2 separate regions of the Homo sapiens genome follow, and region 1 is linked to region 2. Evidence: read pairs that join two places in POLR2A ChIA-PET (ENCODE). Cell type or tissue: HepG2. All regions are shown on one strand. Each heading gives the region's core, and the rest is flanking DNA. Links, peaks and the distances in the headings are about the cores only.

What was found. Peaks named below come from ENCODE experiments on the same cell type or tissue, not always from the same donor. Only the 100,000 strongest peaks of a DNase experiment are listed, where the experiment ranks them.
Region 1: POLR2A ChIA-PET joins it to region 2 with 8 read pairs; 3 of 35 experiments call an interaction of 5 or more read pairs at or near these places.

What each region holds. Positions count from the first base shown.
Region 1 is chr13:24,069,323-24,084,735 of GRCh38, reverse strand. It overlaps a transcript of SPATA13 not described here. Among named protein-coding and RNA genes, the nearest start is that of SPATA13, 84 kb to the left of the region's middle. In HepG2, for the core only: no CTCF peak of the experiment used is centred there; a DNase peak (open chromatin) is centred at 8,415; H3K4me3 peaks cover 1,339 bases; H3K27me3 peaks cover 183 bases.
Region 2 is chr13:24,208,137-24,223,549 of GRCh38, reverse strand. SPATA13 (spermatogenesis associated 13) reads right to left here. Exons shown (of 13, transcript NM_001166271.3): 2 at 1-731. The coding sequence starts at 620. Among named protein-coding and RNA genes, the nearest start is that of SPATA13-AS1, 39 kb to the left of the region's middle. RefSeq lists enhancers at 1-291, 2,165-2,459, 5,725-6,004. In HepG2, for the core only: no CTCF peak of the experiment used is centred there; DNase peaks (open chromatin) are centred at 5,419 and 5,769.

The DNA of each region.
Region 1 (15,413 bases), core at 6,849-10,848, 140 kb after region 2:
TTCATTGATTTAAAGTCAGCATTCCAAACCACTGAAGACAGGCCCTGCTAACTACTCAAATGGCCATGGTGTGCCCCCTGAACACCTGGTAAGTGAGCTCTGTGGTCCTCCACCAGAGACCCTCAGGACAGAACTGAGCAGTCAGCACAAATTCATCTCCAGCTGAAGAACTGTGTAGTGTTGCTTTTTTTTAAGAAAAACCAGAAAGCCAGGTTTCCCTGACATTTTGAAAGGAAACCCAGGTGGTGCTAAGAGGGCTGAAGTGAGTCAGGGTGCAAAAAGTGTCCTGTGTACCTCGCACGTCCAGAACACACCATGAAGAACCCAGATTTCTTCCCCGGGCATCCTGCCCATCTTAAGGGAGCATCATAAGTAGCATCTCCATCATGCGCGGGCTCAGCTCCTCCTTCCTTTCTCAAAAGAAGCAGAACTGCAAGCACAGAGACCCTTTTCCCCACCAGCGAATGCCTCCTTCGACTGCACCTGGGGCCCTTTTCCCCTCTTTCCACCCACATCTCCCCAACGCATTTAAATTGTTCAGCTGCTTTCTTCTCTCGTCTCGCTTGTTGCTAAGTTACGGAAGATAATTAGGATCAGGCTTGGGAGCTCATTACAATTCTAGTCACGGCTCTCTCTTTCTCCCCCTTTCTCTTTCTGAGAAGAAGGAGTAAAAACGCTTGTTAAACTATAATCCAGAAAACCTTCCACTTTCAGAATAGGCAACAGAAATGCTGGGCATGGTGTGGTGACTCTTGCAAACGGCACACCTAAAATCCATGCATATTGCAGAAATTCATGAGATGCTTCATTGGATTCCTGCCCTGCTGTAAGGAAAATGTCAGAAGAGCACCTGCATCTCCAGACGGGGGTTTTTTCCCCCAGTGACAAGGGAAGGAGCAGCCGGGAAATGAGCAGTTAGAGCTTTATCATTCTAAAGTAGCAAAGGGAATTGCTCTTATCTCCATGTGGCTGAGCGCAGTGTGTTTCAAACCAGCAAGTGCAGTCTTTCTGTCTGAAAAGTGACTCCCCTTGATTTGCCAAGCAATCCTCTCAGGGCAAATCAGAAGAAAGTAACCTTTTAATCCACTCTGATTAATGTTACAAAACCAGCTCTCCCAACACCTGTAATATTATTCTCTGAGCAAATGATGGAGGAGAACAGGCTTGGAAACTTAGGGAAACCCAACAAACCTCCAACCACCTTCAACTCCACAGAGAGCTAGCCATTCTCCCCGCAAGCTCCGCCTGGACTTCAACTCAAGTTCCTGGTTAATGTGGTCTGATCTGCAGCACCTGTGGCCAAGGTCAGGCCTGCCCTCCTTGACTCTGCTGACTTGTTTGTGACTTGCAGAGCCCAGTTTCCTTACCTGCCCATGGGGTAGAGTTGAAATGGACTCCTGTGGGCGGGGCAGGGTTTGGTGTCTGTGCCCTTTGTCAGGTGGCAAGAGCTGGTGTCACTCACGGCCTGCAAGAGGACTGCATTTGCAAAAAGGTGCCTTTCTATTCTATTGCCCTAGGGGGTCTCCACTGGCTGATAGAGAACTTACTCGGCTCCCAAGTTACTGGTTGATGCTGTTCTGATCAGCTGGTGAGCACCTCAAGGCTGGAATGAATGCCTGTCCACCTTTGCATCCAGAAAAGTTTTTATTAAGCAAATGAATTTTCACCCTCAACTGTAGGCTATCATTTCTAGTCCAGCATAGAAGGCTTGGGCTATTCCAACCATTAAACATTTAGATTTATAGTCAGAAGCACTTGGCAAAATTACACAAAAAATACTACTCTTATAAAATTACAAAGTAAAGAAGACAGCCCTTCCATACTGAGACGATTTAGAAGTTTTTCTTATTGTATGTAAGTGGGAATAATGCAAAGATCTTATTTTTTTTTTTTTTTTTTTTTTTTTTTTGAGACGGAGTCTCGCTCTGTCGCCCAGGCCGGACTGCGGACTGCAGTGGCGCAATCTCGGCTCACTGCAAGCTCCGCTTCCCGGGTTCACGCCATTCTCCTGCCTCAGCCTCCCGAGTAGCTGGGACTACAGGCGCCCGCCACCGCGCCCGGCTAATTTTTTGTATTTTTAGTAGAGACGGGGTTTCACCTTGTTAGCCAGGATGGTCTCGATCTCCTGACCTCATGATCCACCCGCCTCGGCCTCCCAAAGTGCTGGGATTACAGGCGTGAGCCACCGCGCCCGGCCAAAGATCTTATTTTTATTTTGGCTGTAGTTGAGTATAGAAAAGGCCACAGCTTCCTGTGTATCCCACTGTGGTGGACAAAACTCTCCAAAGAGCAACTCAATCATCTCAAGGTGAATTCTCCATCAGTGTTACCCTCCCCGCCACAGACATCACAGCTAGTTATGCTGTTTTAATAAAGCTAACCTGGTGCATTTGTTAATATATGCCTTTCAAATCACTCCGAGCTCAGCACCAGTGACTGACATCAGGTCAAGCCTGCCCCTGCCACAGAACACTTACGTGCTTATGAGAGAGTAGCTCACTCTTTCTGAACCTCAGCGTCCTCCCCTGTTGAAGAGATATTGCTATCCTTGCAAAGATGTATTTTGGATCCTGCATGTCAAGCAACTAGCAACTAGCATAGAGGTTGGCACACAGTAGATTGCAGTAAGTGGCAGCGGACATCATCCTTGCTATGATTCCAGGTTCCATCCTGATAAAATGAAGTATAAGTCTGCTGGCATGAGTGCAAATGGTGCAGCCATTCGAGACCAATACAGCAGCACTCAGTGAAATAAATAGATATGCATATGACCTATGGCTCATCAATCCCACTCCTGGGAATAGACTCCCAGAGAGCACCAGCACCAGGGAACAGGGCCCAGGTAACTTATTCCAGCATTGTCTGTGGGCGTGGAAAGTGAAAGGCAACCTGGGGTTTAACCCAGGGGGACAGAAGAGAAAAATGGTGAAAAATGGCTGTGAAGCCGACAGGGGAATGAGCTCCAGGACTGCCAGCAACATCCAGTGGTCTTTAAAACATAGTGTGCAATTTTTAATTTTTTTTAAATTTATGCTTACTTTTTATTTATTTATTTTTTAAGAGACAGAGAGTCTTGTGCTGTCACCCAGGCTGCAGTGCAGTTGTGCAATCATAGCTCACTACAGCCTTGAACTCCTGCGCTCAAGCAATCCTTCTGCCTTGACCTCCCAAAGTGCTGCGATTACATGCATGAGTCATCACACTGGGCCAGCTTTTTTTTTTAGTAAGAAATAGAATGAGACCTACAGCCTCATACTATTGATGTGAGTTTATGATACTTACAGACATGCTACAACACTATATTTCACAGATGCATACATATCCAAGGACATAAGTGCTTAGGCTGGGAGGAGAAGAGTGAATGACAGTGGGGAGTATAAAGAAGTGGGAAAAAAAGATAATAAAATAAAATAAAATAAGAGAAGGGCCTCATATAGATTACCGGTGAACTTTGTATGATTAACTCAACTCTTCACTTTTTGTCCCCTCCAAAAACCAAAAAAGTGGTGGTCTCTCATGCATGACTTGGACAGATCTACCTGAAAGGAGTCAAATTATTGCATCAATTAGGCCAACAGCAAGGACAAAATGGAGGTCTTTGACAGTAACACTATGTGTTCACTCATCTTTACATCCACAGCACCAAGCATATAATAGACAGGAAATAAATGCTTAGATGAATGAATAGAACAAAACTTGTTGATATTCATGCAGGTATTTTCCTCCTTTCCTTACCAGAGGATGACAGAACCCTCGGAATGACAAAAGGGAGCATTGGGAACTTATTAGGAGGTACGTGTGTTTCCAGGAGGTGAGGGGACAGAAGACAGGTGCACTGGAAGTGGTTTCCCAAATGTCAAGAGAGTTGCCTAACTCTTTGGAGGAAGATAAGACTCCAAGAAACAAAATGATTAAAGAACAGCCCACGAGGCATACAGTAATGCACAACATTAACATGTGCGATGGACGTTCCACATGCCATAGGGCACAGAAGATGAGTCTGTGCCCTACACTGTTACCTACAGGCTGAGGTGTACAATATGTCATACAGTGTCACTGATACTCTGTGACATCAAGGCCACCGATGAAATCTCAGATCTACCTGTAAATTTAAGGGGAAGTTACCTTCTTAGGTGGTGTGCGGCCTGTCCACACTAATGGGTCCCAGAGTCCAGCCTGACTGGCTTGACTTCCCACCTGCTGTGTGTGCGCAGTGATCCCCATCCTCCCTTCCCACCAATTCTGTATTTATGTGGCAAGATTGTAGCTTTTGAGTGTTTTATTCATTTTGAGTGATGATGCATGTGATGGTGTCAAGGTGACTTGGGCCCAAGCCGCCAAAGCTTTTGTTCTCATTTCTAGTAAGTCGTTGGTTCCTGCTTATTCTCTTCACAGCCCATTCATTCCATAGCAGGGAATGTTCCCACTTGCTGTGATGTCCTGAGCCATTTGTTTACAGCAGTAAACCTTACTGGGGTGTGTTTCAGGAATTTGATTCTAGGCGCTGCTGTTTTGACATACGGTCATGTGAAGGAGAAGAATCCTTTTATGGCAAAGAAGAACACTGGGGTTAAAAGGCTTTGAGATTTAGATTTGCCTGTTTTAGATAAAAGACCCAAGAAGTAATTTCTTCATAATTCACAGTTCACTTTCTCACTTCTCCAGCTGGGTGATGTTGAATATTTTAATATAAAATTCCTTCTAATTTTGGTTTCATTTCCATTTTGAGGCACTGGAGTTTAAAACTACAAATCAATTCCTAAGCAAGAAATGCTGTTAGACCTTAACTTGAAAGTCAGCATCTTCAGATATGCTGGTTGGGACACGGGTTGACTTTGTGACTTACTGTAGACAGTGTATGAGTATCCCCATCCTCACGGGAGAGTCAAGTAAGGCCCAAAAGGTGAGAGGCGAAATGGGGAGATGTAATCAGAAAGTACAAAATTGCAATTCTATAAGATGAGTCCAGAGACCTAATGTAGGCAGGAGGCTGTAACTAATGATATATAATTGCACACTAGCACTGTGCCAAGGGAGATTTTAGATAAAAAAGAAGAAAGAAAGAAAATAAAGTAGAGCCCAGGAAAGAACTGGACCCCATACTTGGCAGGAAAAGTCTCTCCCTCAAGCCGTCAGGACCCCCCTGTATTACTAGCATTTGCCCATCCTGCCTAGTCTCAGGTCGGGATCATCAGCTGAAACTTCTAGACAAGACTCTGAAAGCAATCTGCAACCAGGTAGCAGGGAAAGTTCAGCCAGAGTCTTTCAAATGGAAAAGCCCAGACCGGGAGTCCTCTGCTCTGCTCCATCTCTGACTTCTCTGCAATCCATTCTGCAGCAAGAAACCAGGGTGATCTTTTCAGAGTAGCGTGGATCATGTCACCCCCTCAGCTCTGTTTCACCTCATTCAACAGTTTCCCAGTGTTCTTGGTTTACCAATAAAACTGCACCGTAGCGGACAAGGCCCTGGATGGCTGGATCCTGTTTACATCTCCAGTTCTACTTCACACCCAAAGTCTCTCCTGCAGCCATGTGGGCCATCTACATCCCGTGTTCCCACATGCCTCAGGGCCTAGGCACCCGCTGCCCTCCCCCGAACTGCTCCCCCTCTTCCCTTCTGCCACTGCCTCCTACTCATCCTCCGTTATCAGATCAGTACCACCTCCTCCAAGAAGCCCTCTCCAATTTTCTGGTTAGGCCAAATCCGGTGAACTGTGCCCTACATCTTCCTTTAGAACAATTCCCAGTTGGAATTTCATATATTGGGTGATGATACAGTTGTCTGTTTTTCCACTGAATGGTAATTACCAAGAAGCTGTGCCCATCTCCCAAACTGTTGGGTCCACAGTACCCAGCATGGTAAATGAGGATACAGGATGTCTATTTAGTCATTGACTGAATGGGGGGATGAATGAATAAATGAATGAGCAAGCCAGGGCTGAACCCCATCACACAACTGGGATAACAGCCTTGGCATGGAATGGGAAGGTGAATGTACACTGATGGGCTATTGACAGCAGAGTTATGCACTTAAGAGTATGACTTTATGGACTAGGGCGACAACTGCTTCCTAAACACACCTACTGGGAAATGGAGATCTAGACTGAGAGTAACAACAAATAACAACTGCCCAGGCCTGCTGCTGTCAGCACCATGCTGGGACCCTCACTCACATTATTTCTAGAGGTTAAGTGAGCATACTTAAAGTCACATTATGTCAGAAACTTGGCTCCACTAGTCACTAAAAGTATGTCTTAATTAGTGAAGTGCCCCAGGCCTGTTTTCTCATTTGTAAATGAGACAGTAACAGCATATACTTCAGACTGTTACTGTGAGTCTTCAATGAGCTACCATCTGTAAAGCCCTTACCATGGTATTTGGCAAACACCAAAAATATCAAAACTACTATCATGCCCATTTCAAACACAGGAAAACTAGTAAATGGTTGGGTCAGAACTCAAACAGAGGCGTGTCTGGCTCCAAAGTTTTGCCTCTCTTGATCCTGCTTGGTATGAGGGTGGGCAGCACCAAGTCTCTTGGCTGAAGGTCTTTGGTATTTGCAGGTGAGCTAGGCTGGCACTGCTGTGGGGGCGAGCAGGTGGCAGGCAGGCAGCTGTGCAGAGCTCTGACACACGTGCAGGAGGAGAGCAGGCATCAAGTGGTGGGACTGGGAAACTCCATGAAAACTCATGGACGCTGGGACCGGTTTGCAAAGTTAGTGTGGGGTGAGCAAGAAGCTGACAATCGCAGGCCAAGCCTTGAAGGTCCTCAGATCAAGGCTGAGATCAAGCCTGGGGTGGGACAGGGCCTGCAAGAGAGAAGGATGTGGGACCAACCAAGGGAACAAAGAGTTGTGGGCCCCAGAGCAGACCAGTTCTCACAACAGCAGTGGGACCACCTCCCGAGGTTTCAAGCCATGGGGTTGGACAGCAAGAGGAGGAATGTAACCTGCACCTAATATTGGAGATGGGCATGCATTTTCCTGTAGAAGTATGGATTATACACGGTCCTGGGGCCTACAGCATAGTGTGTGCCGCTCTATAATACACTGTGACCTGAATCTTCCAATATGAATCCAAATTCCATATTCTGTTTTGTCTTTTTTTTTTAAATTTTATTTTAGATCCAGCAGATCCCTGTGCATGTTTGTTACGGGGTATCTTGTGTACTGGTGGGGACTGGGCTTCCAGTGTCCATTCTCCAAATGGTGATTGTACCTGATAGGAAATTTTTCTTCCCTCACCCACTCCCTTCTTCCCCCATTTTGGATTCCTGAGCATCTATTATTTCCATCTTTATGTCCGTGTGTACTATATCTGTTCTTTCGTTCCAGTATGATCACATGTACTTGTCAACTCATGGATCCCAATTTTGGGTTCAGAGAACATGGCTCCTGTAACTATAGTTAACCTCTACTGTGAATTAAACCAGCTCTTGTGGACTGGGCTCTTTTTTTTTTTTTTTTTTTTTTTTGACATGGAGTCTCGCTCTGTCGCCAGGACTGGGGCTATTTCTCGTAGGAAAATTTGTTCCATGTTCCAGATAACTTATGGAATGGAACCCTAAGGCATGGCCTGCATGGTAGAAACAGCTATTTGCTATTAAGTTCAACTGTGATGTGTGGTGCCCTTCCCAGACATTCTTTTATTTTCTTCTAAGCCACCAGAGATCGTATTTTAACAAAAATAATAATAATGAAAACTGGCTCGTTAAGAAACCCAGGGTCCCCTCAACAACATATGAATCAAAGGGAAGGACTTTGCCGTATCCCCCTGGAAAGCCTGTCTTAGGAATAAGGCGAGGTTGAAGAGCCGATCTGCTGCAATGACTGTGTCAGCCCATCTGGCCGTGAATCCAAGAGGACTAGGGGACTCCTGTCCACCCTGCATGTAAGAGGACCTTGCTGGAACACGCCCCCTGGGACTGCCTTCTGCTTGACTTCCACCTGCTTTTCTGGGGGTAACTTCCTTTTACATAAGAGTGACTCTCTTTTGTCTCTAGGTGTTTTCTCTTCTTGTGAGCGGATCCTTCCTTCCTTCCCTGTCCTTGCACCTCCCTGTGTCCCCATTGTCTTCGTTTCTGCATTTTGCATCCCCCACAGCACCACCCCAGACCCCGGGTCACCAGAGCCACAAGACCCTCAGTGGCCTGGTTTCCTGTCCCGGGGTCTGCTGCTTCGTTCATATTCACTCTTCTCAGTTAACGAGGAGCTTTGTTTCACTTTTGGCACAAATAATATCAAAACAACAATTGAGAAGCAAAACATCAAAAACAAATCCAGGCACTTGGCCATCCTTTGGGACAGCTGTTTTCATTGTCTGTTCCCCTCGTCCTTGCCCAGTTGCAGATGTGCTTTCCCATTGATTTATTTCATCATCCCTTAGTCTGTCACTCAGGGACGGAGAGTCTGCCAGGCACGGGGCTATAACCTGGCACACAAAGATAAACCACTCATTTCCCAGGAGTTCAGGCTGCATAGTTAATAATCAACTTTTAAGAACTGCACCTGTGGCAGTTCTTAAATGATAAAAGCATGTACACTGCTGTTTCTGTTGTTTTCCTCAAGAATTTCTAAGAACTTCTCAGTCAAGAATGCACATCAGTGGTGCTTATTACCTTAATGAATTTCAAAGTCCTCTTTTCTCTGTTTTACAAGTGGGGAAACGTGTTTCCGTGTGAGAGGAAAACAAAATGGTCAGCTTAGTTTGGGCAGCACATTCTTAAGATATCAATGGAAACAGAAGGTGTTTCCACCGCATGATTTGCTAGATTTAGTTTTTTCCCCCATTCTAGACTATTTTTGGTCCTAATTCTTCTGCAGAAATTATTTCTTCTATAGAAATCTCTCTTCTCCCAGGAGAGAGACATCAATAAAGGGAGACAGCGTGGCGGCAAATGCTTTCAGGCCCAGCTCTCCTTTCCACCCACAGGCTGCTGCAAGACCAGCGGCAGAAAGAACAGTGCTTCCCGTCCACTTTTTTTGCACTCCAGAATTGGAGGTCAAGGTGAAAAACTGTCACTCATTTTACCTCCAGCTGAAATTACAGACAACAGTCATGTTTCTTTGAACTAAATACTTAACTTTTAAAAAGCGGGATAAGCAACGTTGTCATAACTTTTCCAGTTCTGTGAAGTAGAAACAGTGCCAGCATTATGACTAATCTCATCAGCAAACCCAGCTAGCTGGTATCAAAATGTCATGGGGTCATTTGAAAAAAATAGGACATTTTAGCAATTCTAATTAAGTCTTGAGTTTATTTAAACCCTTGGCTTAATGAAAAGATTTTTCCCCTTTATTAACATTTGTTTTATTTTTACTTTTATTATTACAAGACTTTCTGTTGCCCAGGCTTATTCATTATTTCAGCCAACAAATATTTACTGAGTGACTACTATTTGCCAAACCGAGATCCAGGCTCTGGAGATATAATTATGTAAAATAAGCATGAGGTCTGTGCTTTCATAGAACTGATATTTTAGTGGGAGATTAACTATGAAGAAAAACTAAATTAATACTAAAATGTTAGAGAGTAATAGTAGCTACATACAGATTTAAAATAGTGCTGTGATGAAGAGTAACTGGGTGGTCAAGAAAGGCCTCTAGCAGAGCAGGACTGGGGCACAGGACCTGGGTCTACCATGTTCAGTTAAGTATGGCCTAAAGGTGCCTCCTCACATATTCTAACCTTGGCCTAAGGGTTTTTCCATACAGAGGAAAACATAACCAAACTGCAGGTGTAAACAGACTGTAACTTACTTTGCATCAATCACAGAGTTTCGCCAATCACAGGCAGCCAACTGTTCAAATAAGGCAAATGCCAAACTGCACCCAGCCTAGCTGTGTCTGTGCCTTACTTCCCTTTCCTGTATGTCTCCTTCCTTTTTCTGTCTAGAAATCCTCTCTGACCACGTGGCAGCATGGAGTTGCTCCAAACCTATTCTGGCTGGCTAACAGGAGGTTGTGCTGCCCAATTCAAGAATCTTCCTCTGCTCAATTAAACTCTGCTAAATCCAATTGTCTGAAGTTTTTCTTTCAATGGCCACCAGGATTCAGTTATTTGAGCAAGTTCCCTAATTCCTACAAGGGTTTTTTTTTTAATCACTTTACTCCTCATTGGTAAAATTTAGATAATAATAACTCCTAACTCACAGGATTGGTGCAAGATTTAAGGAGTTAATGTGTGTTAGAGCAGTGCCTGATACATAGTAAGTGCTGCATAAGGGACAGTCATCATGAGTACAATTAAATGTGCTAAGCATATACACCCAGGTTCATAGCCATACTATTCACAATAGCCAAAAGGTGGAAGCAACCCAAGTGTCCATCAATGGATGAATGGTAAAAAAAAAATGTGGTCTATTCATACAACAGAATATTATTCAGCCTTAAAAAAGGAAGGAAATCCTAGCACATGCTACCACGTGGATGAATCTTGAGTTAAATAAACCTGTTACAAAAGGACAAATACTGTGTGATTCCACTTATATGAGGTACCTAGAGTAGGCAAATTCATAGAGACAGGAAGTAGAAGGATGGTTGCCAGGGGCTGGGGAGAAACGGGCATAGACAATAGTGGTTTAATGAAGACAGTTTCAGATCTTCAAGATGTCCTGAAGATTGGATGTACAAATGTGAATGCACTTAACATTACTAAACTGTATGCTTAAAAATAATTAAGATCGAAAATGTATGTGCATCTTACCACAAATTTTTAAGAAGTGCTAAGTGTAAATTACAATGTGAAATAAGAATCAGGGTAGAGACAGGGAGTAGCAGCTGTACAGCAGCAAAGTTTATTGTGGTGTGCAAGGCTGCACATCTCCAAGAATTTCCATTTATGTCTTGGTCTACGTAACTGGCACACCAGAGGTGCTCAGTTCACAGCCTTCCTGAATATTCATGGTGTTTCAGACTATTTCTCCCTCCCACATCTCCCTGAGGTGTTAGTCAAGGTTCTTGTTGCAAGCAACAGAAACTAGCAGGAGAGAAGTTTATTTAAAAGATATTAGATGGCTTGAGAACTAGGCTCAAGGCCAAACTTCCAGGAAAGACCCAAAATCATGCTGCAGTAAAGGCCTGATGAGAAAACCATGCCATTGACCTCACTAAGTCCTAAAAGCTTTAAGGACTGGCCTAAAGTCCACTTACTCAAATGTGGCAGTAGCTGCTATGGCCACCGGCACCAATGTCACCTGTGTGTGAGGACAGACTGCCACTCCCAAGAACTGCATGCCTCAGCTGCCACTGTCACAGGCAAAAATGAATTCCATGTGGAACTTCCTCCTTCAAATTTCTAACATATGACAGATAGGTATAGACAGATATTTATATTGTATCAAATAGAAAACAAGTAACAAAATTACATGCAGGTGAGTCTGACTGATGGCGCATAAGCCACTTGCCTGGGCCCTAGTTGATGAAGAGGCTGGCATGGTGAGTTTTCTCAGTTCTATCTTGGGGTAGTGGGATTCACAAACCTAGAAATTTTTTTTAAATTGCAAGGTGAACAGTACAGAGCAGCTGAAACCTTGACAAATGTCCACTACAGTCCCCCACTTGGCCTTCCAACACCAACATACAATCTTCTACACTTCAACCTAATGATCATGACGTTATCCAGAAAATGGTCAAATAACTCACCATTGCCTTGGATTAAAAAAACTGGACATTATCAAAATATCGGTGATCCCTATGAAAATCTATAAATTCATAGAGACAAGATCTACGGGATCAATGTTGGACAGGTTCAGCTTAAAATGCTAAAGGAACCCCACATATAGAGTTTGCGAGTTTACCTGGTTTTCACATATGGGCTGGAGTCATCTGTGCATTAGGTTTAGTTTTGGATGAGATGACCAAGGATTCAACTTAGACTACACTTAAGGGGATGTAAAAAAAAAAAAAAAAAAGGAGCCAACAGTAGACACTGAGGAGGAGCCATTGCAACTCAGAGGAACCAGGAAAAAGCGATGCCGAGGGAGGAGAGGCTCCAAGGGCATCGTAGGTGCACAGAAGTGATGAGATTGAAGAGGAAAATCATCTCTGGTTTGGCAAGCAGGTCACTGGTGATGGCCCAGAAGGCAGATTCAATGAAATCCAGAAGGCAGATTCAATGAAATCATGGGAATGGAAGCCAGGATTCTGGGGACTGAGCTGTGTGTGAGCAGGAGGGGCTGGAGAGGCAGTGAGTCTAAACAACCGTGTCAGGAGGCTCATCTCTAAAGTGAAGTAGGTGCATCAGAAGCCCTGATAGAACAGGATGGCCCATGTCCAGCCCTGCCACGAGCACATACTGTGAAGATCCACCTGCCTCAGGCTCAATGCGAACATTAATCATCTATATTCCCAGTTCATACAAATGCTTGATTTCCCATTTATCTTTCTGCAAAGTCCATTGAGTTTATCCAGGTAGAAAGATTTTAAAGACAGTTTCTCTTCTGCTGTACGGTACTTAAAGAGAGACAACAGTTTTGGCAATGACTTGAGGGCTTTTAAAAATTAATTTTCAGCATTGATTCTACATTGTTTGTTCTGTATGTCTAGGGTTAGTTACAAGCCATTTTACATTCTAAGAACACATTTAGCCTTTGAGAGAGAACAGCTTTTCTCTCATGTACTTGTGTGTTCAATTTTGTACTTTCTCCAATTCACTCTTCCTTAATATTCTTGATTGGACATGTGCACTTCTTTTATCTTCTACAAAAATGAGAAGACGGCATATGGATTGAATTATTAATACAGCAAGCACATGTTACATCTTTATGCCAACACCACCACCAATACCTTGCCATAACCAGCCACAAATTCTTAAGAGCTCTAGCTGTTAGAGCACTCGAGTCAGCTGTTTTAAAGTGCACACGGGGAGAATCATCTTGCTCAAAAATTCCTTAAAGTCTTACAAAGTTAAAACTTTGCTTAACATAAAAACAGAGCTTCCAGGCATCCAGAAAAACAGCAAAGTGAGTGACAATGCCAAGAGCCTCCTCCTCACTAAATGCCCTTACTTAGAATACAATGAAAAATGTTTATCAACAACAATGCCAGCAAGGAACATTAAATCTGATGTGATTCAATGCAGGGTGTGCCTGTTTGTATGTACGGTCAGACACCAAAGGAACAAGCTCCATACTACAGAGGGCTGAGTCAGACCAGAGGTCACATCTCTGCGTGCTGGTTTTCCCTAGTTCCACCAGACAGAAGCGATTGAGGATACAGGGTGAGGTACTTTATTTCTAAGCCTTGGCCTTCTCATCTGTAAATTACAATCAGACCCACTTCACAGAGTTGTTATGAGAGTTAAAGACAACAATGCAGATAAAGGTTCACTCTAATGCCTTGCACCAATAATGGTGGTGGTGGTGATGTTATTATTCCACTTAAACACAGTTTCCTGAAGTTCAGCATAGCAGGCTAAGCTCCAACTAGCTTCTGGATCACTTCAGACAATGTCTGGCTTCCCACCCTTTGGTCTTGCTGCCCTCCATTCCAATGTGTCTACTATGAGTCCTAGGGCTCAGGTGACTCCACTGAGATGCAGCTGTCTCCTCTACAAAGGAATCATATCTCATCATTCAAGCAGTTTATGACTGGGCTTAAGCACTAGTTTTCTACGCATCCCTAGTTCCTCTGGTCATACTAAAGTCCTCCCTGAACCATGAGTGCATTCATCATGGTTCTCCAGGGAAACAAAACCAACAGAATATATACACAGATATAGACATTAACACAGACGTAGACATATACATAAAGGGAAGGACCTGACGCCTACAATTGTGGAGGTCAGCACGTCCTAAGATCTGCAGCACGAGTTGGCAGCCTGGAAACCTGGGAGAGCTGAGGACATAGTTCCAGTCTGAAGGCCGGCAGTTCTGAGATCCAGGAAGAGCTGCTATTTTGGTTTGAGTCGGAAGGCAGAAAAAAACCAGACGTGCCAGTTTGAAGACAGTCAGGGAGGGGGAATTCTTCATTACTTGGGGGAGGGTCAGCCTTCCGTTCTATTGAGGCCTTTAACTGATTGGAAGAGACCCACCCAAATTAGGGAGGAAAGTTGACTTCACTCAGTCTACTGATTTAAATGTTAATCTCATCCAAAATCATTCTGACAGAAACACACAGAATAATGTTCAACCAAATATCAGCACCCTGTGGCCCAGTCAAGTTGACACATAAATTTAATCATCACAATAAACACATAGTCCCAAAGTAAGGCCGAAGCTAATCAATCAGTAAAGTTCTATTGGCTCAGAGTAGACACAACCCAAACCACGACCAAAACACACCAGAGACGCCAAGTACATGGACTTCTGGAAAGAGATATCTCCTCTCTCTCTTCCTTTCAATTGGGGGGCCATCCCTACCCTGAGGGAAGTGAGCATATGGTAGGGGGGCGGCAGAGGAGGCAAGGAGAATCCCAGAGAAATGCTGCAGCCCTGGTCAGCCACGCATCAGGGCTAATTTCCTCGGACATTTCTGTTGCCCAAGCAGACCCATCATGTTTACCGTGCAAACCAATTTGGATGGGTTTTCTGTCACCTGCAAGATGAAGTCTAACTGCTCTACTCTGACACTGGAACCGTTTTAGTCCACAATCTGCCCCTGCTCCTGAACTCTGTACTCCAAGCAAGCAGTCAGTATGTGAAACACCGTCCAAGCTAAACTATGTTCTTGGAGCTGAGAAGATGTTCCTCAAATGTCCATGCTGCCTAGCCTTACCTCTATCCAATGAGTTACTTGCCAGAGACCCCTCTACCGCACTCCCACATCTCAGATAGGAATGCCCTCCCAGAGTGAACTCACATTGGGGACCTTCCTTTGGCCTCTGAGATTTGCAGTGTTGGTCACCTTTTGGGGTCAAGCCCTCAATCCTGCCATTTCCCAACTTTCTCACTGTCACAACGGTCAGTGCCATTTGGTCTTAGATTATGTACAAATGATAGAATTATTGAACTGGTAATATTACATGAATAACAGAATAAATGATCAAACAAAGAACAGTTGTTGGCAGGATAAATGCTGTACGTGTTCAAACAAAAATAATGCATGTTAGGCATGCACCCCTGGAATGTAAAATTAAGAAAAATAAAAACAAAGTTAAGTCCTGGCCAGGGCAATCGGGCAAGATAAATAAATAAAGGGCATCCACATAGGGAGAGAGGATGGCAAATTATCGCTGTTTGTAGACACATGATCCTATATCTAGGAAACCCAATCTCAGACCAAAAGCTTCTTAACCTGATAAACAACTTCAACAATGTCTCAGGATGCAAAATCAATGTGCAGAAATCACTAGCATTTTTACATACCAAAACAGTGAAGCCAAGAGCCAAATTACGAATGAATTCCCATTCACAATTGGCAAAAAGAGAACAAAATACCTAGAAATACAGCTAACCAGGGAGGTGAAAGATCTTTA
Region 2 (15,413 bases), core at 3,943-7,942:
TAGGCTCTGCGGAGGCTGCGGGAGCGGTGTGTGCTCCGCTGGAAGGCATCGTCCGTGTCCTCGAGGTCGGAGCCATCCAATGTGCCCCACTCTGCTGGCCTGAGGGCACCACATGCTGGTCCCGGTGCTAAGGGGGAGCCCCTGCTTGCCTGGGCTCCTGGGACAGCGCCATTTGGGATGGACTTTCCCAGGCCATGCTCCGAAGCCTCTCCCTTTGAACAGGCATTTGACCCCTCTCGGCTCTGAATTCCTTTCAGGACTGAGGACTTCAGTTTCTTAAAGGATCCCATTTTCCGGAAGGAGGCGAGGGTGTTCCATGTGGAGGAGTTCCCCACCAGGACCATGGAGTGGGGCCGCTCGGGGTGGGCACCCGTCCTCTTCCGACTGGTGGAAAAGAGGCGCACAAGCTTGGCTGGGCTGAGTTTGGCTTCCTGGGTGTCCGTGTCGCCACCAGGGCTGCAGCCACAGACTCCATTTCCACACGCAAGGGAGGTCACCATCTTGGCGTCTTTCAGGTCCGAGCCTGCACAGGGGGCTGCGGGGCCTGGCCCGAGGCCGTTTGGGGCAGTGGTCATGTTCTCCAGGCAGGGTGCCCAGGGCCGCACGGCAGCCTGGGTCATGGCCACGGGCACTGCCGAGTCCGCAGACCGCAGCTCCAGGCCTTCATCTCCAGGAATGCCGTCCTGGCACTCACACCTGCCTTGCACATCGGGCTCCTGGGTGGCCACGGGCTGCAGTGAAAGACAAAGCAGGCGGTTTAGCCATTTCCCACGCAGTAGCCCCTCTGCTCACAGAAGAAGAGGCACGCTCCAGCACAGGGCTGGTCAGATGAAAGCTACTTCAAACTCAATTAAAACTGTACATTTCCCCTCCATTCACTTCATAAGTTGAAGGAAAGATGCAAATATACATCCCTGGACAGAGAAGGGTAATTATGGGCTGTGCCACGGACATGAAGGTAAACTCCTGAGCTCACTGGAACCTGTGTAGGTGAGACTAGGAAAAAAACCGCTGGAATGAAAATATCTAGGTATCATTCAACACTATCTTTTCTTCTTATTTGAAATGGAAAAAAAAATAATTAGGAAATACCAAAAGAAAACCTCACAACGATTTCAAAAGCATGACATTAAAATGGCAGCCTGTGTTGAATCCAACATACCGAATACTCAAACCAAGTGCTGGCACACGCAGGAATAAGCATGAGGAGCAGAGATGGAGCCCCACATGCTGGCAGCTGCCTCCTGTCCAGGAGGGCTGAGACGCCCAAACACTAACTGAGAGCCTCACAGGGCCACCTAGACACAGGCGGGAAGGACTCAGCAAGGACATGCCAGGGCAGCCTCTGAGAAGGAAACACATTGGTGGGGGTCTTTTTCCAACTGGCCATACAGCAGAGAGAAGTGAGGATGCTGCTGAAGTATATTAGAAATTCAGGGTTGGGTGCAGTGGCTCACGCCTGTAATCCTAACACTTTGGGAGTCCGAGGCACGTGGATCACCTGAGGTCAGACGTTCGAGACCAGCCTGGCCAATATCATGAAACCTCATCTCTACTAAAAATTCAAAAATTAGCCAGGCGTGGTGATGTGCACCTATAATCCTAGCTACTCGGGAGGCTGAAGCAGGAGAATCGCTTGAACCTGGGAGACAGAAGTTGCAGTGAGCCAAGATTGCGCCACTGCACTCCAAACTGGGCGACAGAGTGAGTGAGACTCCGTCTCAAAAAAAAAAAAAAAAAAAATTCAGAGGTAAGAATTCAAATTAAACAAATTCGGCATCTTTTTCCTCTTCCCACGTGCCCTGACAACCACACACTACTGCACCCATGCCCATCCCACACATCCACTTCCACACCTTCCCCCAATACCTGTATCCATATCTTTACTGCACACACCTGTATACATACTTTCCCACACACCTGTGTCCATGCCTTCCCCACACACCTGTGTCCATCCCTTCCCCTCAGATCTTGTCCATGCTTTCCCCATCATGCACATCTGTGTCCAAACCCTTCAACCCCACACCTGGGTCCATGGCCCTCCCCTGAAAAATGAAAATCCTGCTCCCCCTTAACCTTTCCCATCAGGCCAAGACCTGCTTAGCCTTCAAGTGATAGCCTACATGTCTCAGCCCCCCGTTCTCAATAAATAGTTACTGGATGAATGAATGATAGATTATGATAATAACCATAAAAGACTACCAACTTTTAAGTACTTACTATATGTCAGGCCTCTGCCCTAAGGTCTTGGAAAACATAACGTCACTGAGTACACACAGAAACCTAAGAGGTCACAGAATGACTTGCATTTTTCAGACAACCAGATGGATACTCAGGCAGGTTAGGTCATTTGCCTGGGAGTCCTGCAGCTGTCCCCACAAAGCCCACACTCTTCTCCACTGCAGTAAACTAATGAACAGAGAAGCACAATGGGCATCTGTACCCCAGGCATCTGACTCCAATTCCTGGGCCTCACGACCCTGACTGTAAATAAATCCCAAAAATCTTTAGACATCAGTCAATGCCATTACCTCCAAGGCCACAGAGGCCAAAGGCAAGAGAGGAACAAGAGGAGGACATTTTTTAAAGATCTTGAGATCAGATCCCAATTTAGCGTATCCCTATCAAGTGCAGAATCTGACCCCATGCAAACAGAAACATCTCTCTTCTGCTCCTACGCCCCATGTTCTTGATGGGTTCTATTTTTATTTGCCCCTACATCATTTCCAGTGAGAAGGGATTCCCACAGACAGCCATAGGTAAAGGGTCAAAGAGTTGATTCCACCCGGGACAAGGGAGGCTACGATGACTTAGACCATCAGCCAATTCCATTCATCAGAAGACTGATGGGCTACCACACGCCCTCTGCAGTTTAATGTTCTAATGGAGGAATTAGGGGGCCAGAGGAGCTGGGGGTTACATTTGGATGAGCCACATAAGCAGAGGCTTGAATCATCTCTGCGATGAGACTGGATATGAAGCCTGTAACCAGTTGCAAAGTAAGTTCAACATTTGATATCACCTATCCAACCTCATGTGCTCTAGAAGGGATAGGGAATTTCATTGTTTCAGCATCTCAGAATCATGAAATGAATGAGATTGTTTAATCAAAAGGTCAAGTCCAGTTCACAGGCACTGACATTAGTAGTAATGGTCTTCTTATGACTCGCACTGAATACAGAAGAGAAGGCATGATTTCTGCCTTGTAATTCAGGGGATTAGACAGCTTCCTGACACCACCAGAGGGCACTATAAGACCTTTTATAACCAAGAAGGAAACAAGGGCCCAAGACATGGGAATCGGCCTAACCTTGGTGCTGTCATATGGCTCTTGAGTCAGTCATTTCAGTGATCTGTATTTCAGTGCTGTCTACAGAGGAAGAGGTACCAACATTTATGCATATACCCACTTCATGAGCATCTACTGGGTACAAGCGTCTGTGCGGGTCCCATGAGGAATTCAAGGCAATGATAAGGTAATCGCTCATTCTAGATAAGAAACTGGCAAGAGCAAAGCAACAGTCAACGACACACAGTACAACTGGGAGGCAGTACATTTGGGGGACCAGGTGTCTGACTGACCCAGGAATGAAGGGTATCTCAGGATATGGGACTTTCAGGGTTGAAACCAGCAAAGTTCCTTGCAAATGGGGTAACTGATCACTCTACAGTAAGTAGAACAGTATCATTGGAAGGAAAGCTCAGTGCGATAAATTAGTAAAATTAAGGTGAAAGTGGGTTTAGAAAAGCCTACACATCCTTAATCTAATACCTCATCATTCTTTGAGACGAACTGCAGGTGTCTCCTTCCCCAGGAATTCCTTCCTGAGCCCCCTGCAATGAATGAAATCCCTTACTCTGTGCTTCCACAGGCCTTCAGGCATCTCATCAAATTGTTTTTACCAAAATGGATTATAATGATAGCTTTATATGGCTGCCTTCAAACAAGACTGTGCACTCTCTGAGGGTAAGAATGCTGTGCTTTGCACACTTAGATTTAACTTCGATGTGAAGTCGTATCAGTTATCCTGCCTTGTCTAATCCGTACCAAGGTAAGAAGTTGTTACAACCCACTATGTTTTTATAGAGTGAAGAAGTTGAAATTTTCTAACACTCAGAACTTAATTTCTAGGATTCAGATTTCATAAAACACATGCAAAAAATTGGGGTTTCTAATTGGGACAATATGCTTTTTAAACGACCAGTGACTTAGTATTTTGTTCCTGAGCTGAACAACGTGATTGTTGTGTGCTGCTAAGAATGAAACTGAAAATTATGGAAAAAAAGCCTTTTCCTGGAATTTCTGAGTAACATACCAAGTTGCATTATTTAGAACTAATAATTTGACCTCAATTAACTAACCAAGGGTTGCAATTCAATTAGTGGTTTTGTAGCAAGTCTTATAAATTGTGGGAACTCTGCCAGAGATAGGAAGAGAACAGAACTAAGAAAGAATTTCAGATAGGAATATTGTGAAATCCACTGTCTACAAGCTGGATTCTAGGGTGTATGAACTTTAGAATGAAACTTTTTTTTTTTTTTTTTTGGTGATAATGAGAATTTGCACCAAAAACAAACAAACAAAAAAATGAAACAAACAAACAAAAAAGCTTCTGACCAGTAATTTTTAAATAAAAACTTAAATTTGAAATTCAGGAATATAGAACAGATTAAATGTACAAAAAAGCAGGAAGGTTTTTGTAATATACTCATCATGTACATCAGGAGTGTCTAACCTTCTGGCTTTCCTGGGTCACATTGAAAGAATTGTCTTGGGCCACACATAAAACACACTAACACAACTGCTGATGAGATTAAAAAAAAAATCGCAAAAAAAAAAACCCCTCATAATGTTTTACCAAAGTTTACGAATTTGTGTTGGGCCACATTCAAAGCTTCCCTGGGCCACATGCAGCCTGCGGCCCACTGGTTAGAGAAGCTTGATTTACATGATAACAAAGTGACACTGAAAGAAAACATATTGAAATCCAAAATGCTGAAGGAGTGAGTGCAGACCCTTAAATCACAGCTGCACAGAATGTTGCCCTAGGGAACATGTGACCCCTATTCATGCCAGTGAGGATGCTAGGGCCCAGTGAGGCTGAGTAGCTTACTACCATTGCTGTAGTGACAGCCCAGCAGGGTGGAAATCAGAGGGTCCACCCCAGCACTGCTACCTCCTGGCCAGAACCTGGGGGTCATGCTAGACCCTCTTCCTTCCCTACAGATTACACCAGGTCTAAGCGACTCTACTGCATGCCCACCAGCCCTTTGTCGGCATGGTGGCTGGTGCCTCATTCCCAGCCTGCATTACCTTCCACCTGGATGACCATGGTCTGGCTCACTGCCCACCCATCCTTCACTCTGCTGCCAGAGTCCATTCCACACTGCAGATGGGTGTGTCACTGAACCAGGGTCACTGGCTGCCTGTGGACTTTGAGGAGATGTTGAATGTCCTGTGCCTAATACAGGACGCCTTTCCCTCCAGCAGGGCTGAGCTATTTGTCATGATCCTCACACCACCATGCCTTTGCGAGTTTTGTCTGCTCTCAGGCTCTTTCTCCAGCCATTGTTATCTCTCTGTTTTGGGAACCACAATTCCCAGATTCCTGACAAATGGCTTCTGTCCAGGTTTGGCAGTGGGCAGTGGTGGTGGGAGGTGACTTGAGGGTTGGGGGAAGGGAGTTGCCACAGTATTTTGTGGGCACGTGCAGCAGCTGTGGTGTCTCTGTGGCTCCAGCCCTGCTGGGAAGCTCCTCCCTCCCAGGTCCGAGGTCCTGTGGGCAGCACCAACTCCCAGCTCAAGCAACACGCCCTCTTGTTTACCACTCCAGCCCAGGGGCTGGTAGCAACTTCCTGCTATTGCACTGTCTTCTGTTTCTCAGCTGTATAAAAATAACCCCTGTATTAGATTCTCTGTTTGAAATACCTAGAAACAGTTCTCTAATGTTTCCCACACTGCCCGGTCATTCTGCTTTCCTTGTCTGCCTTCTCCACTAACCTCTCTGAGGAGCATGGAAAGTTCTCTATAGGCAGAAGCCTTGTCTTATTTCACTGTGTTCTCAGCATGTGTCTGTTGAATGACTGGCTGAAGGGGCTGCTGGCTTTGCACATCTCAGGTCTGATACCCCAACATCTGGGCCAGATGGTTCTTTGTTGTGGGAGCAGACCTGTGCTTTGTAGGATGTCTAGCAGCAACTGTGGCCACTGATGCTATTAGGAAGAAGAATTGTAATAAAAAGAGAGAGAGTGCTGAAAACCATGAATGTGCTACCAATTAGTTTCAGAATAGTTTTTCTGAAATTACTGGAAAAAAGTTTTAAGAGACTCAATCTTGCTATGTTGCCCGGGGTGGCCTCAAATTCTTAGACTCAAGTGATCCTCTCACCTCATCCTCCAAGTAGCTGGGATAACAGGTACATACCATGGCCAGTTAAAACCACTGAAATTTATCATTTCCTTTTTTTTGTTTTTGTTTTTGTTTGTTTGTTTTGTTTTGAGACAGAGTCTTGCTCTGTCATCCAGGCTGGAGTACACAGTGGCACAATTTCAGCACACTGCAACCTCGCCTCCCACACTCAAGTGATCCTCCCACCTCAGCCTCCCAAGTATCTGAGATTGCAGGCACATGCCACTATGCCCCACTAATTTTTGTATTTTTAGTAGAGACAGGGTTTCACTATGTTGGCCAGGTTGGTCTCAAACTCCTGACCTCAAATCGTCCTCCCACCTTGGCCTCCCAAAGTATTGGGATTACAGGCATGAGCCACCATGCCCAGCCATAATTTACAACATTCATAAAGAGAAAGCATCCAAGGTCCTAATTTCAGAGATGAAGTTATTCCCCAGGCCTAATGCCAGACACCGTCCTTCCTCTTCCTAGCCCCAATATACATACCTTAGTAAAAGAAAGAAGCCCCCTTACCCTTTGATCTGGTACCTTCAGGGTCTCTCTGTGTAAGGAGTAGGTAAGATGCTTCAAAAGAGCATCTGTAGCTCTGGCGTCACTTAAGTATTCAATCACTGAAGTTCAATGTTTGTGAATTGAAAGTATATGGACAAATGCAACTAGAATAAGCGTATCTTTTGGAAAGGTGTCAATTTCATACAAGCGTGTGATTGTCTTGGCTTGCCTTATGGGGGTTACTGGGCTAAAACACATTCCTGTGGGTGAGAATGGTGTTTCCCCAATAGGGATTCATATTTGCTTTGTCAATCCTCTGGGGTGATGGGGTGCAGAAAACAAGGATTTGCAAAGGCAGGTCTTAGACCACAAAGGAAAATCTTCCTTCTGTGTCTAAAGTTGCAGGTCAGGCTGGTGTAGTGAGAGATGAAAGGGCAGGTAGGTCTGAGCTTGTGCGAAAGATGCTGGCATCCTCCATAATGCCCCTCCCTGCCTGCGTCCCCAACCTCTGCACAGTGACAGCCTCTGAGCTCCTCTTCCTCCAATCTCACAGCAACCTTGGAAGGCTCCAGGGGAGCTGTTGCCAGTCACAGCCCTCAGCCCTGAAGACTGCCCTGCGTCTTGACTTCCTACAGCCATGGCCTGTCCACCACCTTTCTGGTGGTAAACAAGATTGCAGCAGTAACAATGAAGTTCCCGGTTAGGACTACCTCATGCCTGCAACCCATGCCAAAACTGATGTCACCACAAGACTGCACCTCCCCCACATTTACCATTCAGGGCAATGAAAATTTTCCAGATGGATGGCCCTAATCCTGAAGGCACTGTGATGGTCACTGGAGCAAAAACAATGTCTCTGCTTGGCAGAGGCAGACTGGCCCAAATCTGGAGCTGTGTTCACTGAGTTCACAGGCTAAGTCACCCAACAGTGCAGTCAGCACAGAATACCCCTAAAGGGAATGATGTAGCTTTTACATCCACAGCTTAATTAGACATACTTAATAACTGTGTGTAAGAGCATATATGTGTGTTGCATTTTATTTTTGCTGCATTTATTTTAGTGTTCAATTTTTTTGTCTTTGCATAAAATGTGTTTCCAGGCAGAGCCCCAATTTATAGCTTTGCATTCTGAGGAAATGAGATTAATTTTCAACTCAGCTTCCACCCAGCAGCCTATCAGGTCTTAAGGTAGGGGATGTCCCCACAGACCATTTTGCCACTGTTGAGGACAGAGGCCCAGAAGAGGCCCTTTCCCTGTGCTGTGCAATCAAGTGTCTCATCCTCTCAAATTAGTTTTACACATTAAAGCAGTTGCTGAAATGCCTTCTGCTTCTAATTTAAACTGTCTTCTAATTGAACTGAGATTTGCATATTGTTTTCTTGCAAGCCCTCCCTGCCTCTTGGCACACATCTCCTCATTTAGGACATGCACGACAGTCATGTGACATGATGCCACCAATGAACCAAGCCAGAGGTGACCAGCTACTCCTCCTGAACAGGGGTCCCTGGAGCACACACCCCATCTCTCAGAGGCGATCTGTGAGACTTTGTTAGAGGTGGAGGTTCTCATTGCCAGCGCGTCCTCAGGGAGACGCTGTGCTCGAACATAACCAACACACAGAATTCAGGAATACTCTGGTATAATATCCCAGGGACATGGCTCCTTTGACACAGCTTAATAATGTTTTAAATATGTCAGATGCTCAGTGGGGACTGAAATGAAAGCAAGTACTATATTCTGACTTTTGCGAGAAGTTCAAAACCAGCTGAGTTTAGTTGCTAGGAAAACTAAAGAATCACTAATACTTAAATATGTTGAATCTCAAAAAGGAAAGCGGAGATGCAAGATGAGACAAGGTTATGTTACCCTTTACAAGGCAGAAGCAAATGGGAAGTGAGAGTCCCCATGCAACTAAGGAGGGAAACAGATGTGCTGCTGACAACACAGATGCAGGGAACCCAGTGATGACTGGACAACACCAGGGAGCATCCCTCTCAGCAAGACTGAGGGACAGGTGAAGGGGAGGAAGGGCAGCAGCTGAGGCTAAGAATTTGGGGTCAGGGTTCTTTGCTTTGAATTGCTTTGTTATGTGACCTGTGCTAGTCACACAACATCCCTGAACCCAGCTTTCTCCATGGGATCCTAAAATTTCTTTTAGAGCAGTTTCTTTTACTTTTAGAGAAGCACATGCATTGTAAAGAGAAAATTCTCATCAAAATATTAATTATTCTCATGGCGTGACACCTTTCTTGGTAACATGTAAAGTTGATAGTTATAGGTCATTGCTAATAGGGAATGGTATTCTGGGTCAAAATTTCCAGATCCAAAGACGTGAAGCAATCTGTTGAAAAGTCAATGGATTTAAGTTTATTGTACATGCATCTGGCCTTAGGTAAAAGTGTCTATGGAGGTGCAGAAGATGTACCACATGTGCAGGTGGCTGCTTTGGGGTTGATCTGCTTTGTGATTCACAGATGGAAGCACTGCCTACTCCCTGCAGTCATCCTGCTGCCTCAAAGGTCAAGGCCAGATAGAAGTGATGTGCCACCAGGCTCAGTCAGAGATTGGCAAAGATCACCTGAATGCGGATCTGGAGAAGGTGATCGCTTTTCCCAAAGGATGCCTCTGAAACCAAACATATATAAAATGCCATTATTTCATTTCAAAATTAGCTGTATCTTTTCTCCATGAGTATGGATCATACATGCCTTCAGATTCCTTCAACCCTGACTCAGATAATAAATACCAGAAGGTAAAATGTTCTGTAAACTGTTGAACAAGTAGTATTCTAAATATCAATTTTTAAGTCACTTGTTCAGACTTGAAGACACATTTTTTCCTATAAGATTCTCGTATCATCTTCCCCTTCCCACTTAATTTATAATGTAAACAAATTATGTTAAAAATATTAATAGGATCGCTATATTAAAGTTGTTCATTAGTAATATACTAAAATAAATGAAGTCATACTTCTATGAAAAGATGAACTGGATCTTTGACTTAGAAGCTTGAATGGTAGCAGAATGAGAAAAAGGACAGGGAGAAGGGTGTTGTCCTCTTTCTAGGATAAGAAAGACCCTGGCCGGGCATGGTGGCTCACATCTCTAATCCCAGCACTTTGGGAGGCCGAGGCAGATGGATCATGAGGTCGGGAGTTTGAGAGCAGCCTGGCCAATATGGCGAAACCCTGTCTCTACTAAAAATATAAAAATTAGCCGGGCATGGTGGCCCACACCTGTAGTCCCAGCTACTCGTGAGGCTGAGGCAAAAGAATTGCTTGAACCCAGGAGGTGGAGGTTACAGTGAGCCAAGATTATGCCACTGCACTCCAGCCTGGGTTTCAGAGCCAGACTCCATCTCAAAACAAAAACAAACAAAAAAAGACCCTTTGCAGTGTTCCGAAGTGGGTACTGTGTCTCTGGCATCCTGTGACTCTCCTCCCTATGATCATCATCTCTGAGCTGCTCTCATCACCCTCTCACCCCCACAATGTTCCTTAATACAAGCAGTCACTTCAGCCTCCTGACCATCTTCCTCCTCCAACTTCTCCGTGCAGGAGTCTGTCCTTGGTGCTGTGGAGACGGGCCGACCCAAGCAGGGCAGCACACAGGTGTCATCACTGTAACTTCCTCTGCTGCGATGTGCTATTGCACCTAAGGTCAGACCCGCTCCAAGGTCAGCTCCTCTAAACCACCGGCCACATGCCTATCCTCATGGTACATCTACCACATGGTGAGCTGGTTTTGTTTGACTGTTGTTTACTGTGGTTTCTCCCAACGGCAGCAACTTCAGGGGTCAATAACACAAGTGGCTCAGCAAGAGCCCTTACCTATGAAGTAAGCAAGATTCAGGAGGCTGAGCCTGCCTATCCACCAAACAAAGCCAGCCTTTCTTTTTTTCAATATCTGGCAAAGTGACTGCGCAGGCATGTGTTTCAGTGTGACCCACTTAACTGTGTTTAAACTTAATTTAAAAATCAATGCTGGCTTCACCCTTTCCCTCTCCTCTCCTCCCCACAAAACCTGTCAAAGTCTGCTGGTTCATTTCTTTTCCGATTAGAATGTCAGAACTTTAACGATATGGAATCAACTCTCTAAGTCCCAATAGTTCTTCTTAGGCCAAGTATCCTGATGCAACAGAGTCAGGTGGTTTGGCAATAACCAATGCCTCAGTTGCCCCTGGGGTGGTTACATAAGCACTTCAGGACCACATGAAGCAAGGAACGCAGGCAAAGCTACCTACGACTGTCATCATCTGAGTGAACATAGCTTAGAAAGGAACACTGATGTCCTCCATTTAAATGAGGTACCTGTGGTTTGTTTCCCTCGACCTTTTTTTTTTTTTTTTTCTTAAACAGGGTCTCACTCTGTCACCCAGGTTGGAGTGCAGCCTGGTGCGGGCTGGAGTGGCCCAATCACAGCTCCCCACAGCCCTGAACTCCTGGCCTCAAGCAATCCTCCCTCCTTGGCCTCCCAAAGTACTGGGACTACAGGCAAGAGCCACCGCACCTGGCCTCCTTCATCTCTGAACAAGAAAGAACTTCCTATGAGACTTGATTCATTCATTCATTCAGTAAATATTTCCTTGGTCCCTCGTGTCTGAGTGGAACTGGGGTAGACACACTAGTAGGGGAATGGCGAACAGCTGATGAGGTTCAGCCATCAGAGAGCTCCAGCCACGTGGGGAGCACTGGTGTTGTTATGAAGCCTGAAGTGGCCTCCTTCAGCCGACACACGGATGCTCTAATGCCAGAGAAAGGACGGATGTTGGGGTGCAGGGAGCTTAAGACAGAGACCCCAGCTGGAGGACGACAGGCAGGGACAGGGTGGGGGAGCCTAGGCCTTTGATTGGGGTTTACTCTAAAGGTCATGGGAGCCGGCAGCAGAAGTTCTGGCAGCAGAGGCCATCATCGTCAGTGCCACCGGATGAGATAATCCTGGCCGTGGGCTGGGGAGAGGTGATGGGGAGAGAGTCAACATGGCCTGCTGACCAGCTGGACAACATGGAGAGAGGGGAGAGACAGGTGATTCCCACCATCAGGCTGGGTCCAACGGAGATGCACCTTACTAAATAAATACACAATATTTACTAAATAAATAAAAATCCTCAACAAAATCAAGGCTAAAAATCATAGGACTATCTCAACAGATACAGAAAAAGCCTTTGACAAAATTCAACAGTCTTTCATGATAAAAACTCTCAACAAATATGGCATACAGGAATGTTCTTCAACATAGTAAGACCATATATGACAAGTCCACAGCTAATATCATACCCAATAGTGCAAACCTGAAAGCTTTTCCTCTAGCATCAGAAATAAGATAAGGATGTCCACTCTCACCACTTCCATTCAACATAATCCTGGAAGTCCTAGAAAGAGCAAATGGGCAAGAGAAAGAAAGAAAGGCAACCGAATCAGAAAGGAAGAAGTTAAATAGTCTGTTTGAAAATGATGTTATCTAATATACAGAAAACCCTAAAGACTACCATAAAACTGTTAGAACTAATAAACAAATTCAGTAAAATTGCAGGATAAATATCAACATGGAAAAATCAGTTGAATTTATTTTCTTCAGTTGCATTTCTAGACACTAACAATGTACTATCTGAAAAGAAATCAAGAAAACAATCAAATTTGCAAAAGCATCGAAAAGAATAAAATACTTAGGAATAACTTTAATCAAGGAGGTGAAAGATCTGTACACTGAAACCTATAAAACATTGATGAAAGAAACTGAAGAAGACACAAATAAATGGAAAGATATCCTATAAACATGAATTAGGAGAATATCATTAAAATGTCCATACTACTGAAAGTCATCTACAGATTCAATGCCATGGCTATTGAAATTCCAATGAAATACAAAAAAAAAAAAAACCCTAAAATTCATATAGAACCATAAAAGATTCCAGACGGACAAAGCAATCTTGAAAAAAAAGAATAAAGCTGGAGACATCACACTACCTGATTTCAAACTATATTACAAACTTATGGTAATCAAAACCACATATTACTGGTATAAAAACAGACACATAGACCAACAGAATAGAATATGAAGCCCAGAAATAAACCCATGCATACACGGTCAACTTAACTTCAACAAAGGCACCAAGAATGGGGAAAGGATAGTCTCTTAATAAATGGTACTGGGAAAACTGAATATCCACATGCAAAATAATAAAATTGGCCTCCTACTCCAAAAATCAACTCAGAATGAATTAAAGACTTAAACTTAAGACCTGGAACCATAAAAACCGTAGAACAAAACATATGAGAAAAGCTCCTTGACACTGGTCTTGGCAATAAGTTCTTGGATATAACACTAAAAGCGTAGGCAACAAAAGCAAAAATAGACACGAGACTGTATCAAGCTAAAAGGCTTTTCATAGCAAAAGAAACAACAAAATAAGGTAACCCATGGAATAGGAGAAAACATGTGCAAGTCATATAACAAGTAAAGGACTAATACCCATAATAGATGAGGATCTCAAACAACTCATTAGCAAAAACAAACAAAGCCCTCAATAAACAAATAACTCAATCACAAAATGTACAAAGGAACTGAACATTTTTTCAAAGAAGACACACAAATGGCCAAGAGATATATGAAAAAGGTGCTCAACATCAAAATTCTCAGGGAAATGCAAATCAAACTCACAGTGAGATACCACCTCACACCTGTTAGGATGGTTATTATCAAAAAGACCAGAGGTTACAAGCGGTGGTAAGGATGTGCAAGAAAGGAGACCCTCACACACTACTGGCAGGATTGTGAATTAGTACAGCCCCTGTGGAAAACAGCATGGAGGCGCCTCAGAAAACTAAATATAGAACTACCATATGATACAGCAATCCCAATACTGGGTATATATCCAAAAAAACGAAATCAACACCTCAAAAAGACGTCTACACCCCCTTGTTCATGGCAGCACTATTCACAGTAGCCAAGATACGCAATTGACCTAAGTGTCCCTGAATGGATGAATGGATAAAGAAAATGTGGTGTATACACACACAACGGAGTACTATTCAGTCATGAAAAGGATGTCCTGTCATTTGCAGCAACACTGATAAAGCTGGAGGATATTATGCTGAGTGAAATGAGCCAGGCACAGAGAGACAAATACCACATGATCTCACTTAACACGCAGAACTGAAAGCAGAGACCAGAACAGTGCTGTCCTCTCACCTCCTCTGGTGGCCTCCTTTTATTTCATCAAATAACCTTGGCAAGAGCTGTCTTTTCATCTCTTAATTCCCTTACCCCATACTTTTAAGTGCAGCAATCTAGTTTCAACAAAAACGCTGACCTTTTAAAATTAAAAATGAAATGAAATTAAAGTCTTACACCTCTATCTGAGACAACTAAAAGCCTAACTGAGGTTTAATAGAGAAACGGGGATAGCACCTTTAAAATATCTACTCTTGATACCACTGTGATCACATCTGTGTTCAAGTCGAATTCCTGAAATCGGCTTGTCCTGAGTACAGTTCTTGGGCACCTAAGCCAGAGGCTCATGATGTCTATCTCTGCACCTCCGTTAGAATGACCCCTGCATCAGTGCTGAGAGCTCATCAACAGTGGCAGGAACCAGGAAGCCACAGCTGACCCTGACATGCTCCCCTGGAGATTAGACTCTTGTCCAGAAGACAACAAAAACATAGCAATCTCTATTTTCTAGGAACTTTGTGTTTTCCACCCAGTTTTGGTAAAATTCAGATTATAAAGGAAAACACCAATATCCGATCTTCAGTATAAGAGTGAATACAGTATTCACCTCTTGAGACTCTCACTTGACTTCAAATTAAACCAAGTGCGGTAATTTCTGAAGAAGCTGAAACTTTTCTGAACTTTCTCCTTGTTTCTCTCCACACTTAGCAATATCCCTTTCCAGCCAGCTGATTAAAACTACTTAATAAATGGAACTGTCAGGGATTTCTTTTGGCCTATGGGCTCCCTAAAAGTCTTAATGAGAAACCAGGGTGCATGAACTGAGAATGTCTGGGAACCCTCTGGACAAGAAGGTGACACCTATCTGCAACTAAAGATCAGTCTGGAAAGTCCCCACCAGTCTTCTTGATCTGCATGACTAACCGATCCACTGGAGAAAAGCCAATGTGAGCTGTCATCCACATGGGAAGGGAAAATCACTCTTGGAGAACTCAGACTCCACCTATATTCACTCACTGGAGTGCTAGGAGCACTGGGGATTATGAATTACACTGTTTCACTTCAATATTCCTCAGGCACAATCTATATTCTGTATTTTATTCCACAGTGGTGCAACTTGGAATTGGAACCACTTTGCATCTAATTAACAGGAATATGGAACACAGGTTATTATCAGCCTTTTTGGCAACAAAGCCCTCAATTACAGGGAATTTCTGGAAGAAAGCTGATCACTCCCCAGTTCCGTCACTATTCTGGGAGGCCACCAGGTCCTTGATTCTGAACACATTCAATAACTCTGAGCCTCACCTGACACTAATTACCTTCCTCCAGCCTG